Linked DNA regions of Homo sapiens: regions 1 and 3 are each linked to region 2. A link is a contact called in ENCODE Hi-C or POLR2A ChIA-PET data. All regions are on one chromosome and are shown on one strand. Each heading gives the region's core, a stretch centred on a gene start or an enhancer-like site at or near the end of the contact. The rest is flanking DNA. Distances are from core to core; before and after follow the strand shown.

The links. A loop is a pair of places that touch in the nucleus more often than their neighbours do. ChIA-PET counts read pairs that join two places held with the same protein, here RNA polymerase II (POLR2A). Pooled maps may share reads with other maps.
Region 1: a loop to region 2 is called in a pooled map, with 3 times the contacts of the local background. The contact joins the enhancer-like site here to the promoter of NIT2 in region 2. A Hi-C loop is called at or near these places in 1 of 50 pooled maps. POLR2A ChIA-PET finds 5 or more read pairs at or near these places in 2 of 52 experiments (OCI-LY7 and activated T-cell).
Region 3: a pooled map shows a loop between it and region 2 (15-fold over the local background). The contact joins the promoter of CEP97 here to the promoter of NIT2 in region 2. A Hi-C loop is called at or near these places in 4 of 50 pooled maps. POLR2A ChIA-PET finds 5 or more read pairs at or near these places in 2 of 52 experiments (A673 and OCI-LY7).

Annotation. Positions count from the first base shown.
Region 1 is chr3:98,539,107-98,542,066 of GRCh38, forward strand. No RefSeq gene overlaps it. Among named protein-coding and RNA genes, the nearest start is that of GPR15, 8.6 kb to the left of the region's middle. Within about 2 kb of position 1,470, at least 3 of the 41 ENCODE cell types and tissues checked have a DNase peak (open chromatin) inside an H3K27ac peak, as active enhancers do; they include OCI-LY7, where a contact is called at or near this core.
Region 2 is chr3:100,332,795-100,336,006 of GRCh38, forward strand. NIT2 (nitrilase family member 2) reads left to right here and starts at 1,963. Exons shown (of 10, transcript NM_020202.5): 1 at 1,963-2,004. The coding sequence starts at 1,998. RefSeq lists enhancers at 1,731-2,299, 2,393-2,442, 2,463-2,522, 2,643-2,722 and silencers at 1,963-2,292, 2,691-2,985.
Region 3 is chr3:101,722,905-101,726,187 of GRCh38, forward strand. CEP97 (centrosomal protein 97) reads left to right here and starts at 1,710. Exons shown (of 11, transcript NM_024548.4): 1 at 1,710-1,815. The coding sequence starts at 1,773. RefSeq lists enhancers at 1,686-2,055, 2,336-2,405, 2,577-3,188.

The sequences.
Region 1 (2,960 bases), core at 220-2,719, 1.8 Mb before region 2:
TTTTTAGCAGATATGGAGTTTCACCATTTTGGCCAGGCTGGTCTCAAACTCCTGACCTCAAGTGATCCGCCCACCTTGGCCTCCCAAAGTTCTGGGATTACAGGCATGAGCCACTGCACCCAGCCTCTTTCTTTCTCTTATACACATACACAAACACACAAACATACTGTATACAGTTGCAGCTGAAAAGCATCTGTTGAATGTTGCTGTTAATATTCAGACTGAAGTACTTGAGATGAATTTAACTATTTTATCCACTAACAAAATACAGAATACAAGAAAGGAGAAAATAAAGCAAAGAAAAAGCATAGTAAATAAAGAACACAAAATAAAATGGCATATGTATGCATAAATATATCAGCAATTACAAAAAGCATATAAATGGATTGAAATTTCTACTAAAGAGTTGAACATGGCTGGACATAGTGGCTCAGGCCTGTAATCCCAGTACTTTGGGAGGCCGAGATGGGAGGATCACTCGAGGCTAAGAGTTTGAGACCAGCCTGGTCAACATAGTGAGACCCCATCTCTACGTAAAAAAAAAAAAAAAAAAAGTTGAGGCGGGGCGTGATGGCTCACGCCTATAATCCCAGCATTTTGGGAGGCCAAGGCAGGTGGATCACCTGAGGCCACGAGTTCCAGATCAGCCTGACCAACAAGGAGAAACCCCCTGTCTCTACTAAAAATACAAAATTAGCTGGGCATGGTGCCAAATGCCTGTAATCCCAGCTACTCGGGAGGCTGAGGCAGGAGAATTGCTTGAAGCCGGGAGGTGGAGGTTGCAGTGAGCTGAGATCACACCATCGCACTCCAGCCTGGGCAACAAGAGCGAAATTCCATCTCAAAAAAAAAAAAAAGGTTGAACAAATATATATATATATATATTTGTATTTGTTCACAATAAATATATATAGTGATATATGTATATCACTTTATTCGACTCTATAGGAGTTAAAAAGGTAGAAGCAGAACTTGTTTTTCATGGAGTTTAGAATCCACATAGTTGTTTATTTTTTTTAATCAAAGAATGAAATAGTGACACCCAAGAAGAGCCCGGTATATGCAATGAAAATTACAAGTCAAATAACTTTCCTTGGTCTTTTCCAATGTTTAGGAGAAGCCCATACTTAGTCCATATACAAGTCACTTATGTAATTGTCATTTTGATATGGTTATTTCCTAAACATTGTTACATTTCCTTAAAGTGTTCACATTAGCATCCTCAAATGAAAATGCTATCATTGTCTTTATAGATGTTAAGACTCTCGAGTCTTAAAAATCTTTAAGACTTTAAACGTATAGACTCATTATTTTAAACACAAGAACACATCTTGAACAGTATTAGGTTTAAATTTATTTCCAAATGACAAACTAAAAAAAAGTATGCAAAGCAAAGTAGATAACTTTACATGAACCTTGCCCAGCACAGTGATTTAATGAGATGCCCTTTCATTTGGCCTTGAGTTAGAGCAAAAGCAAAACTGACAACTCAGGTGGAGAAGTGGTAAATGAGAAACGAAACTTGGCCTGTGGTTTCATGTTTAAAGCAAAAATACAGATTCAGAGCACTTGAAGATAGATGAGAATGGCTACCTTATTTCTAATAAAAAAGATGTTTATGCAATTCAGACCTGACTTGTGTATGTTAATAGAAATAGCTTAAAAATCGGAAAATCAGTAAAGAATTGAGTAAAAGTCAATTCAGAACTGTATAACTTAGTCCTCAGGATTTCAAATCAATGTGTCTTTCCTATAATAATTCAAACATAGAAAAGAATACTGCCAAAAAGTTTGTAAATTTATATTTAGCATGATACATAATATTAAAAAAAACAAAATATGGTTTTACCTATTAAACTGACAAAGAGTGAAACATTAAATACTAAGGTTGACCAGGATTGGGTCTGCGGGTGTGAGGGAAGCTTATTGAGTGTAAATTGATTAAGCTTTGTAGAAAAAATTTAGAAACCTATATCAAAAGCAATTCCACTTCCAAGATTTTGCCCTAAAAAATCATTACGGCCAGGTGAAAAGACATATGCACATGTATTTTTATTGCAGCATTGTTCATAAAAGCAGGAAAGTGAAAACAATCCAAATGTCCAAATTGACTGAGTAAATTAAAATTCATGCACTTTCTTACAATGGAATACTATGCAGCCTTTAAAAATACTGTACCATATACTGAAGTGGAAAGACCTTAATAATAAATCCAATGAAATTAAGTGAAAAAAGCAGACTACAAAACTATATCTATAGGATGACCACATTATTTGTGACTATTTTATTCATATATGAATGCAAAAATACTGGAACCCTATACAGCAAAATGTTAACTTTGTGAAGTTACAAGTGATTTTTATATTTATTATTACTTGTATTTTCCAAAAAAAAATGCATTAATTTTGTAGTAATAAAAAAAGCTAAAATTTAGTTTAGGCTTTCAATGAAGTACCCAAGATAAAAATAGTAGCTAAATTTATTATAAAACATCATTTCTGAGTTGTAGGTCCTCTAGTTTTTCAATTACTGTGTTTCTGATCTGTGAGTATAATCCCTACATTGGCCTTGAGACCTCCCCTAGTAATCATCTGTTTCTTTCTAGGATGACCCGCTGTTTCCTTTACAAGTACCCAATTCCTTAAAAGCAACAGTTTTAGAACTGCTATGCATTTAAAATTTGAAAATGGTGATGAACATTTCAGCATGCAGGCAGGACCTTTATTCTCCCATAATGTCTCTTAGCACAGCAACTATTGCATCCTGCATAGTGACTCATCTGGTGCCATGTCTGTCCACCAGGTAGGAAGAGAGCTCCCTCCACCCTGGGGATGGGGGAAGAGAAGAAGCCACATCTTCATTTTTTGTAGCCATATGCTTGGCTTCTTCCATATCAAGCACTCATCATTGTTGAACTAAACTGAACATGCTAGAAAAATCTCACCATTGATTAAAATAAA
Region 2 (3,212 bases), core at 713-3,212:
TCCTTCCCAGGCTCCACAGGCCCTTCTTCTTTTGCGTGTGCCTTTCATACTCCGCTTGTGTGTTCTCATCCAAATTCAGAGCTTCCTCTTAGTTAAAACTGCTGGTGACTCCCAAGTCAATTTCCAGCCCAGACATCTTCTGAGCTTGAGGCTTTGGTCCGGTTGCCTACTGGGCATCTCCACCTGGATGCCATGGCTCATGCCTATAAGGCCAGCACTTTTTGAAGCCAAAGTGGGAGGATCACTTGAGCCTAGGAGTTTGAGACCAGCCTGGGCAACACTGTAAGAATCCACTTCTAAAAAAATGAAATAATTTGCATTTTGAACAAGCACTTCAAATAACATTTCCAGCCAGGTTTAGGACCACTATTAGTTACAATGTTAGTCCAATAAATTTGGAAATCTAGATGAATTTTTTTAACAGGTTGTAAGTGACCACAGGTTGACCCTGAAACCTCATAGGTTAATAAGCATAGCAGAAATGAAAAGGTTTTTAAAGATCTTCCTGCTACAAAGCCAAGTCCAGATAGTCTCTTAAGCTGCAGAAAGACCATAACTGCTATGTATTTCCCCCCAATTTTTTTTTATGAAAGCTTAAAATTTTAAACTTCTACAAAGTTTTAATCTAGTACCATGAACAGCTGTGTCCTCCTCCTAGATTTAATAATTAACATTTTGCCATATTTGCTTTATCTTATGTGTTTTCTTTTTGCTGACGATTTTCAAGTCAAACATTCTGATGGTTCATCCCTAATACTTCCTCATTTTCTAAGAGTAAAGAATTGTCACAAGCACAACACTATAGCACACAAAATAATTCAGAAAAGCATCAAATATCTCGTTCATATTTAAATCTCCCTAGTTGCCCCCAAAATGTTTTTATAGTGTTCTTTTACAAACCAAGATCTGTTTCAGTATAAACTATTCTGGGGCATTCCAAAAGGTGGTTAAGTTTTGGATTTTTGTTCCACAAGTCTGACAAGGCACAAAAACACAAAACACGAAAATTAAAAAGCAATCTAATAAATAAAAATGCAAAAATCATAGTCTATAGGCTGGGCGCAGCAGCTCACGCCTATAATTCCAGCACTTTGGGAGGCTAAGGCAGTAGGGTCTTGAGCTCAGGAGTTTGAGACCAGCCTGGGCAAAATAGCAAGGCCCCACCTCTATTAAAAGTAAAAAACTTAAAAAAAAAAAAAAAAGAAAGAAAGAAAGAAAAAGAAAAAAGGAAAAGAAATAGCTAGGTGTGGTGGTGTGTGCCTGTAGTCCCAGCTACTTGGGAGGCTGAGGACGGAGGATCGCTTGAGCCGGGAGGTTGAGGCTGCAATGGGCTGAGACTGCTGCACTGCACTCCTGACTGGATGACAGAGTGAGACCCTGTCTAAAACAAACAAACAAAAAAGGATATTAGCAAAGAGATGACAATGTATTCGAGGACTGACTTGTTGAGGGCATGGCGTTGAACCCTCAGCATCTTTCCCGTTGGCCTAGCAGCCTTGTAGTCAGATTTTACAGACGTCTCGCGTGCCTAAACCAACCAGGGTCATTCCGTCCCCGTCACAGAGACTTGTTCAAATAGCTCAAGCCCATCAGCATACGGTGTTAACCTGGCCACAGAGGTGATTCAACCAGCTAGAAGTTCAGTCCTTTTGCGGAGAATCAGCAAACGCTACAAATCAGGGCTTTCCTCCCTGAAAAGTCTGGTTGTTAAGACATTCACCAGCACACCACCTCGACTTAGGCCGTTCCCTTTTGCCCTTTGCCTTTCGAGGCATGCTTTTTCCGGACTGTGTTGCAATTAACCATTTCTCGTTGGTCCGTCCTGGTGTTACAGGCGCACTGGAATGAACGCAGACCCTTCTCTCCTCCCGGCCGGGGCCAGGAGGAGGGGTGGGGCGGGGCCTCTGACGCGGTCCCCGCCCCACCGTAGCGACGCCGCGGTCCGCCGGATCTCCAGCGCTCAGTCCGCGCCGCAGGTGGTGCTTGTCTGCAGAGTCATGACCTGTAAGTGGCGCGGCCGCGCGCTGCAGCTCGAGTTCGGGCCGCGGGGGAGGCTTTGGAGCGGCGCCGGCGGTGGCTCGGCCGGCTCAGCCCCTCCGCCCCGCGTCCCCGCCGTGCGCGGCCTTCCCTGAGGCGGGCGTCCGCGTGGGTCCGGGATCGCGTGGCCGGGCGGCCGGGCGCACTCCCGGGATTCCAGGCTTCCGGGGTGGCGGGCGAGGCCCAGAAAGCACCAGGCCACCCGGCCGCGCCGGCACCCGCCGCGTCCTGCTTGACAGAGGCTGATGGACGTGTATTTCTCCACGGTGTGGGCCGCGGTGGTAGGATCCAACTCCCTTGGGTGTTTTCAAGTTGCGTGACCTCCTCCAGCCCCGCCCTGCACAAAGGTGCCCAGGCGGTTCTTCGTCTCCCCACTCACTTTCCAGCTCCAGATTTTGACTTGGATTCTTGCTGTGTCACTTACTTTGTTCAGTGACTTTGTGCAGCTTTCCCCCTGCAAGTCCCCTGTTTCTTTATTTGTAAAATGATGTTAATGATACCTCACACAATGATGTTAATGTGTGAAGGACCTGGCACATTGCTTTAAATGTTATTCCTTTGTTGTTTCCTTCGCTCACAGTATTTTATTCTTTTTTTCCGCCCCTTGGTAAGGTCTTCGTTGTTAGATTATGATGAATATTAGGGCAGCCTTAAAAGTCTTCACTTTACAGATGAGATGGAGTGACGGGCGTCTCCTCCTCAGCATGAGGAACTGCCCAGTGGCGGGGTTTCCCTGCTGCAGCATGTCTGTAGAGTGGGTCATTTGCAGAATGATAGGCAGTCCTAAGCTTAGTTGAGGACCCCGCCCTTGTGGGTGAGATGTGTAGGAGAGGAAGCCATCAGCGTAGCCATGGTGAGCTTTATCTTTCCCACCCTCGGAAGCACAGACATGGCCCGGCACGTGGCTCACGCCTGTAATCCCAACAGTTTGGGAAGCTGAGGCACGAGGATCGCTTGAGTTCACGAGTCAAGAGTTGGAGACCAGCCTGGGCAACATGGCGACACCTTGTCTGTACTAAAAAATACAAAATTAGCCCGGTGTGGTGGCACGCCCCTTTAGTCCCAAACTACTTGGGAAGCTGAGGAGGGAGAATGGCTTAACGCTGGGAAATGGAGGGGAGACGTTTAGTGGATTTATCTGCTGTTCTGATAACAGCTCAAAATATCTGTTTGCC
Region 3 (3,283 bases), core at 460-2,959, 1.4 Mb after region 2:
CTAAAAAAAAAAAAAGAAAAAAGTGTGAGCCTGCTTTCTTCCAACTAGGCAATGTATTTCTTGAATTTGGAGACTATATAAAAATATATTTATATACATAATCTATATTTATATATAAATATATAACATATATAATATATAATATATAAATATATAACATATATAATATATAATATATAAATCTATAACATATATAATATATAATATATAACATATATAATATATAATATATAATATATATAACATATATAATATATAATATATAACATATATAACACATATAATATATAAATATATAACATATATAATATATAACATATAACATATATAATATATAAATATATAACATATATAATATATAATATATAAATATATAACATATATAATATATAATATATAAATATATAACATATATAATATATAATATATAAATATATAACATATATAATATATAATATATAAATATATAACATATATAATATATAAATGTATAACATATATAATATATAAATATATAACATATAACATATATATCTAAATATATAACATATATAATATATAATATCTAAATATATAACATATATAATATATAATATCTAAATATATGACATATATAATATATAATATCTAAATATATAACATATATAATATATAATATATAAATATATGACATATATAATATATCTAAATATATAACATATATAATATATAATATCTAAATATATAACATATATAATATATAATATCTAAATATATAACATATAATATATAATATCTAAATATATAACATATATAATATATAATTTATATATAATTATAATATATGCAATATCTATATAAAATATATATATTTTTGAGACATAGTTTCGCTCTTGTTGCCCAGGCTGGAGTGCAGTGGCATGATATCGGCTCACTGCAACCTCTGCCTCCCGGGTTCAAGCGATTCTCCTGCCTCAGCCTCCCGAGTACCTGGGATTACAGGCATGCGCCGCCACGCCAGGCTAATTTTTTTGTATTTTTACTACAGACGGGGTTTCTCCATGTTGGCCAGGCGGGTCTCGAATTCCCGACCTCAGGTGATCAGCCTGCGTTGACCTCCCAAAGTGCTGGGATTACAGACGTGAACCACTGCGCCCGGCCTGGAGATTATATTTTAAAGTTATTTTGAATACTCCCTGGAAAAGTTCTTGGTTCATACTTATACCCGTAAGTCAAAAGATTTGTCAAATATTCAAGAACAATCAAACAATCACTTAAAAATACTGTATAAAAGTTTCTATTTCGGCATACTTTACTTTTACTTAACTAAAATTTCAAATAAAATGTATCCACTTTTATGATCTCAACAAGATCGGTCATTCCTATAGCGGAGTTGAAAACTTTCAACTTATTCACAATTATCAAAAGAATGGAGCAGCCCCCACAGAGACTTCCAGCAATGAGTTGTAAAATGCAGTCTGCATTAAGTAGCTTCCTTACAATCATCCCGATGGTAAAAGTGTCAAATTTCGCAAACGCCTGGACAAGGAAGTGAAATGATCATCTAATAACGCAGTTGACTCATCTGTCAAATAAGCGAGTGGGCCAGGGTCCCTGAGCTCACTACCCTCAGATTCTAACTCCAGCTTCACATCATTAGGCGTAAGCAGCCAATTGGGCCGTCTGGGAGCCGTGCATCCTGGGAGTTATAGTTTCCGGCTCCCTCCTTCAGATTACAAGCTCCACAGAGCCGCGGGAGGACGGTTGCCTGGTATTATTAGCAAGCAGCAAATATGGCGGTGGCGCGCGTGGACGCGGCTTTGCCTCCCGGAGAAGGTAAGGCGATCCCTACCCCGAGTCCTAAGGTTTACTTCACGGAGCTGAATTAAATAGTGGAGAGCAGAAAACCTAGGTTTAGATGTGCAGTTCTGGACCAGTTCTTTTGATGCGGATCTGTGGTCGTCGCGGAGGCGGGCTACCCTCTGGGAGTTGTAGTTCACCTGCCGTTCCCAGCTCTCCGGCGTCGCGGTGAGGGCCGAGCGGGGGACTACAGCCCCCAGAAGCCTTCGCGCGGCCCGGCGCCCTGGCTCCCGCGCTCCCGATGCTGAGGAGGCGGTGGATTTCGGGCTGCGATGACCTTTCTTGACCATTTACTTTGAGTCATGGGTGCCTAAGCGAAATGTTTGGGATCTCCCTCTTTCGCTTCACACATCTCCCTCTCTTCTTGGTTCCTGGAACCATCAGGAAAACCTTCCCTCAGAGACCGCTGCCTAGTCTGGCTTTGAACCCTTCCTCGGAGGTGGCCAGTGGCCGTGATAAAATCTAAGGGATGATCCAGAGCCCGCAGTTCTGTACTCCTTGTTCTTGCACACGGGTCCTAGGATCGAGTTTGGTCGCTGCCCAGTAGAGCACAGGACTGTGTGGGTGCTTCTGTGGCCTGAAGATACCTACCTCTTTGGGGCGCCGGACGCGAGCTGCTTTTGTTTTGGTTACAGCTCCGAGGCTTGGCAGCAGTCAGTCCTCTAAATCGGGGACAGGGCCCAGGGGTCGAGGCCCGTCTTCATGGCTTAGACCAGGAGTGCATTTTCTGGGAGCTGTAAATTCTTGGGGGAAGAGTTGGTGGATGGTTCTCAGACCTCTCTGTCGACCCCTTGGAATTGTGTACAAAGGCTGTGCACTTTTCTGAGACAGCACACCCCTTTCATCAATTTTTCAGAGGGGCTCACGACTCCTCACATGCTAAGAGCCATTAGACAACGGGAAAACGTTGAAATCCTCCAGGAGAGCAATCTGGCATAATTATTTCCTGCAGTAGTCCTAATCTGGGTGTAAATTTGAAATTGGCCGTTTCTCTGGCCCCGCCCTCTTTGGAGATCGGCTTTTCTTAAACCACACCTCTCAAGCCCACCAGGGCTACTTAACTGTTAATAGCAGTTAACATTTACAGAGCACTTTGTATGACCCAGGCGATGTTCTCAGTCCTTTTTTTTTTTGTTTTTTTTTTTACATTATCTCATTTTCTCTGTAGAACTACATTTATAAGGCAGGTATTATCCCCACTTTACAGAGTAGAAAAGGGAGCCCAAAAGAAATCAATAATTTGCCTAATATACCACAATGGTTAATTGGTGGAGCCAGGGTTTGAACGTCTATGTTATACTAAAGTGCCTTATTGAGTGCCCGGTGGCAGGAACGGGGCTAAGTACTATTCATATGGTTTCTCTTTTAATTCTCATATCAAGCTAGGGAAATGGGTGTATTATCCTATTTTATGGGAGAATTAGTTGAACTATACTTTGATTTT